Regions from separate parts of the Mus musculus genome. Here region 2 is linked to region 1. The links are chromatin contacts, found by Hi-C or POLR2A ChIA-PET in ENCODE. All regions are on one chromosome and are shown on one strand. Each heading gives the region's core, a stretch centred on a gene start or an enhancer-like site at or near the end of the contact. The rest is flanking DNA. Distances are from core to core; before and after follow the strand shown.

Evidence for each region. Hi-C counts contacts between places; a loop is a spot of excess contacts on that map. ChIA-PET counts read pairs that join two places held with the same protein, here RNA polymerase II (POLR2A).
Region 2: a loop to region 1 is called in a map of heart, with 2.7 times the contacts of the local background. The contact joins the promoter of 2810442N19Rik here to the enhancer-like site in region 1. A Hi-C loop is called at or near these places in 3 of 37 maps with a recorded cell type or tissue (all heart). POLR2A ChIA-PET finds 5 or more read pairs at or near these places in 1 of 5 experiments (Patski).

What each region holds. Positions count from the first base shown.
Region 1 is chr1:162,036,775-162,039,600 of GRCm38, forward strand. The region is part of intron 17 of Dnm3 (dynamin 3); the gene reads right to left. Among named protein-coding and RNA genes, the nearest start is that of 2810442N19Rik, 33 kb to the left of the region's middle. Within about 2 kb of position 1,415, at least 2 of the 3 ENCODE cell types and tissues checked have a DNase peak (open chromatin) inside an H3K27ac peak, as active enhancers do; they include heart, where a contact is called at or near this core.
Region 2 is chr1:162,003,698-162,006,397 of GRCm38, forward strand. It overlaps 2810442N19Rik (RIKEN cDNA 2810442N19 gene), which reads left to right and starts at 1,272. Exons shown (of 3, transcript NR_040562.1): 1 at 1,272-1,637; 2 at 1,739-2,125. All of the region lies in intron 20 of Dnm3 (dynamin 3), which reads right to left.

The DNA of each region.
Region 1 (2,826 bases), core at 165-2,664:
AAGAAAGGGAGAGCTCAAATGTTTAGCAGATAGCAAGAAAAACAACAGAACACCAAAAGCAGAACCCATGGGGAAAATAAGGCAAATTTAGGTATTTTTTTTGTTTACAATTAGATACTTATTTCATTTGAGAATATGCAGAACCCTATGTCTTAAAACGAAAACAAAGAGGATTTTCCAGGGCTGACAATCATTAGTAAGACTGGAGACAGAAAATGATGTCTCTTATTTTTTATTTTTGTTGTTGTTTTTATTTCTGAAATAATTTGGGGTTTATCTTTGAACATGCCTCCCTGGACTAGAAATGAGGCCAAATGAGTTATTTGCTCTGAAGCACGTGGTCCTTTTGCTCTAGGTCAAAGGATGAAAGATGACATAAACACCTTACAAAAGAAGGGGGCTGACTATGGTAATGCTAATATGTACCCTATTTTTTTTTAAGTATAAAGTTTTTAAAACATTGATGTCTATGGGCTGTAGGGTGGACTGAAGTATCAGTTGCGTGCCCCACCCCCATCATAGTATAAAGTTGGTTATAGGAAAGTCTTGTTCTTTAATGGCAAATAGGGCAAAGGTTATATGCGGCAGGCATGTAGCCCCGTAGAGTGTGCAGGGTGCAGGTTGGGCTGTAAAACTGCTCATTAAATTGTCCTGTTCTGAAGCAGAAGCAAATACATGAGCTCAGGGAGGAAAGCCACAGAAACTGTCTAGAAATATTTCCGTGAAAGACTGTGCAAATAGCTCTCCCTGGTCATGAAAAATGCAGTTGCTGATATACAAATAGCTTCACTTAAAAGACTTAAATACCTTCCCTGCAATGCTGTCTTTGACTGACTGCCAAGAACTACCTAATGCTGTTCTTTTTTTATTTTCTCTTTAAATTTTTCTGAATAGACTGTATGGTGCATACAAAATGAAGATGGCACGTACACTAGAAGTTACTGAAAGAGCACGAGAAGGAATCTAGTTACTGACTCTCCATCCCAAACCCCTCTTTAAAGTTCCTGAGTTTTGTACTTGTTTTGAATGTCAACCCAAATAATAGAAAAGGTGGGGGGGGCAGGGAGAGGCATTTAACAATTGGTTGGGCGATGATTGTCCACACTTCAGTATTTTAGTGAACAGAAAGTGGAGAAGGAAGAATTCAAAGCTAATAATAGTAATGGCTTGCTGGCTAAATAATGAGCAGCAGGAGGACTTCTAAGAAGGCAGTTAGCCCCAGAGCGATTCAGACAGACTTGCTTACACAACGGCTGGCTGCTCTAGGAGGAAGCAAGCCAAAACCAACATCAACACCCAGCAGCGCCAGTTGCTCACAGGAGGAGTGTGTAGCGGGATGCTGATGAAGTGCATTGTGGGAATGAATGAGAAGTCAAGACCCCTATCTCGCTTTTAATGGGAATCTTGTGATGCCCCAGACCCTGTCTGAGCCGTACAAGGGGCACCCTGCTGGACTCTGCTTGGGCCCCGTGATTAATGGGAGTGACAGGAGGCCAGGCTTGTCTAGAAAATTGACTGTGGATGAAAGCAGTAGGCAGTGAATCATGCGCCCTGAGTTCGACCCCCACTGCTCTGTCTGGGGTCTCTTTCACCATTTCCGCAGTATGTGTTGGGGTTGGGTTGGGATGAGGGACCCAACAAGGATATGAGTGTGGAAATTCTTATTTATTTATTTATTTATTTATTTATTTATTTATTTATTTTTATAGCAAAGAAAGAACTGCAGATGGTTCAACTCCGTTCTCACTCCCAAGACTTGTGTTATCTTATAAAGGCAGTCTGGAGCTGCTTGTGAGAAACCGTGAATCAAAGTGAGAGAGACTCCCTGTTAGAAGCAAGGCTGGAAGGTGACAGGGGAGGGAACTGCCTGAGAATCATACAGACATTTGGCCAGAATAAAACTACAGAGCTGTCTTACAACGCTAAACCCAGTCACATCCTGTGAGATAGCTTGGACCGTGCTGAATGCGTCTTGCCAGTCAAGCTCCTTTTTCCAGAGTTTACTACAAAAAGCATTTCCTCATTCCCCCAGCTGTGAACAAACAAAACCAAATGAAACAAAATGAAACAAAACAAAACAATCATCTTGGCTCTTTCCCCCTCCCCCCCTTCTCACTGGCCCCTAAAACATTTCATTCAGGAATAATCATTTCTTTTGTGTTAATAGATTTTTAAAAGTTGGTATCTTCCTTCTAAAGTGGCAGTTGACAGTTTGACCGCTTCCTGCTTTACTAGCCCTTTTACTCTGCAATCCATACATTTATCCCCTTAACATGGTACATGCTGCAGTGTGGCACGGGAGCTCAATGAAATACATTGTACATGGAACTCGGTCCTGAGACAGAAACACTAGCTCCAACAGGGTAGTATTCACATGCTTTTTAAAGTGGCTCGGCAGAGAGTTAGGATGGTGGTTAGGCGCCAGCCCCAGGGTGTGGCTCTCTGGGACTCTGAGCAGCGAATAACTACTCATGCAAACGTTGGAGTTCAAGAATTTACAACTGGCAGAGCTGTTCATATGAGCCACTGGCTGACACGGGTCTGGCTCAAGGAAATGTCCCACTTTCACTTCTGAGGGTCCCCTTCTCTCTCTGTGATTGGTGCCAATGAAGAAATGAATCACCTCTGCTAGGACTCTCTGAATGTGGTACTTAGTGTAGCCTCCTGATTCAAGTGGTACCCTATCTACATCCTCCCCTTAGCAGGATGGATGGTGGGTAAGGGGGTGGGAAAAGGCAACAGATAAAAAGTGGAATCGCCTTTACTCTCAGCACTCACGAGGCCTAGGCAGGGGAATCTCTGGTCTGGCAGAATGATCTGTGGGAA
Region 2 (2,700 bases), core at 22-2,521, 33 kb before region 1:
AAGAAAGGATGCTGCTTATTGGCGACTCTCATGTTGACCTGTGCATTCGTGGGGTTTCCGTAAGAGCAGGGAGGAGAGCCATTATACCTTGTTTCATTTTCTGGTGCTTAGATCACTCCCTGTGTGGGCAATTGGATCAAGAGGCTCAACGCTACCCCTGATGCTGAGACGTGGAGAAGTTGGCTAATTTCCCTTTTGATTATGCTCCGACCCCTGCTCCCCGCCCCCAGGGCCTGTGAATGGAATGGGTTCATGTGATTCATGGGAACCGATTATTCTGACTGAAAAACAAAGAGTGGATATTTCTCAGTGCTTGGTGGGAATGCTTAAAAATAAATTAGAGCATTTGGTATTTGTGGTTTTGCCTATCATGTGGCTCTGAAGCCTGAGGAGCAGCCAGATGCAAGGAATGAGGGAGCTGTGGTGTGGAGAGAGTCCCTGAATACCTCATGGCTTTCGACATTGCCCTGCGTTGGAGTTCTATTTTGGGCTAGTGCTGCCATGTGATCTAAACATGTAAATGCTCAAGTAATGTGGCGTCATTAAACATGTAGTGTCTCTCAGGCTCAGAGCCTTCCCAGAAACCCCCACTCTGGCCCTGACAACTCTAGCCTGACCAGAAGTGGAATATCCTTCTGGCAACAGCATTGGTGAGCCAGATGGAAACCATTTGGCAACTAAAGGGTGTAAATACGTGTTTAGATCCAGAGGTTTCCCCAGACAATGCATCCAGTATGTTTGGCATGGGTAGGCTAAGGAATGTCAGCGCCGGGCACTTAACAATTCTATGTTTAAGCATCGATAAATGCATGAGGAGCCAGCAGAGCCAACACGCGCTCAGCTGACTCCTTCCCTCCTTTCTTCCGCTGCTGCAGTTAGGCGTCCCAGGCACATTCACAGAGCAAGACGCTCCACTGACAAGTTTTAGTTTAAACTTCCTGTCTGCCGTGTAAGGTTTTTTTCTAAGTCTCACTTTTTAATCTCTCATAGTAGCCGGTGAGTTGGGGGAAAGGAAAAGAGGGAAATAAAGAAGCCTCCAGCAGCCTCTTCTTAAGAGTTTACTGCTGAGATAAAAGTTAGCTGTGAAAGAGGTGCAATTCATACACCGTGAGTCTCCGAGGCCTTGGAAAAATATCCCCTCTGACCAGGAATGCCTGAGCATGAAGCCTTCTTGAAAATCGCTTTTTCCTCCCAGCAAGGGCAATGAAAGAAACTTGAGCCCTAGCTAGCCTATGTGTGTCTGCAAGTCTGGATGTCTATTTACACATGGTAGAGCATTTCCCCGCTTTTCTCCGAGCTGACACCAGCTTGTATATAGGGACACTCGGTGGATTACAGCTGGTGACAGTTTACTGCTGACTGGCCACAGGAAAAATAATCGGAATCAATTACGCATTGTCCCTGGCCAGGGCCTCTGTCTTGGCTGTTGTCCTCTATCAATCAGGTGAACCCCAGGGCAGAACTGGGCACCCTGAGATGCAAAAGCGCTTGTCCTGCAGTGACGGAGCTTAGCGACTAAAGATCTCCAAAGGGAACAATGTCAGAGCTACTTGTTCTTGACACAAGACACGGAGGAAGCAGTTGTGTTTGCTTAACTGGAGGCCTGTCACCCGCTGCTTGGCTAACTGCAGTGTACGGTAGGAGGAGCTGTCTCCTGTCTGCGTTCGTGTTATTTGCGTTTTGCATGACGGGAATCTTTCCTAATTTCCCTTTTTGCTTTTACTTTCCTGCCACATAGGATATGTGGGAAAGATTCAGACCCAATGAAAAGAGAAAGGCAAACGTGAGTCTGCCTACACACCACCAAAGAGTTCACAGGTTCTGACCCGAGGAGACACCGGTAATGTATGTGGGCCTTGCCTAAACAGACCGCCAGGCATCTGAACTGTGGCCGAGTGGAAATGCCTGTGTAAAGTCGACTCTACTTCCTTAGTTAGGCCCAAGGAGGAAATCCCCAAAATAATTTGACTTTCACTTAAACCATATTGGAAACAGGACCTGAAGAGTGAAAGAAAACCTTTGACATTCGCCATTGCTTCCTTTCAGTGGACTAGTACATTGTCATAAGAATTGAAGCAGGATACTGGAATAAGAACCGTCATGTAAATAGATTGCACCTTTGGAGGTATATTTAATTAAAGTGGACACTTTTCTTTAGAGAACAGTGGTTTGAAATTTTAGTTTTATGACAACTAATGTTGAACCTGCAGCAGATTATTAATTACATTTGGAGGTCTCAGCACCAATTTATTTCTAATATCAAGGGTTGCCTCATGAGATACCTTGATTGTAAGAATTGTAAGAACAGCTTAAAGTTGTTCTGTCTTTAGCAATTATATTTTTGAGCTATAATATAGCTTGTTTTTCTTTTTTACTTTTAAATCTAGTTGTTGAAAAAAAAAACAAAACAAAAAACAAAAACAGTTCCCTGACAATCCAGACTGTCTGGGTATGATTTTTATTTTTTTCTGTAAGGAAGGCTGGCTAGTTAGGAGAACAGAGAGCTTGCCTCACAGCTGATGTCACAAATCGCAAGGTGATTTCACCACTTGTCCAAATGACACTTGGCTGCTAAAAACACCACAGTTTTAGAGAGCTGTCGAGGAGAGGAGAGGGTAAGTCAGGATGTTTCCGTGTGTGACCGCAGGGGAATGACTCCCAGGCTAGTCACACGGGTTGCTTAATTTCCATGTACTCTGA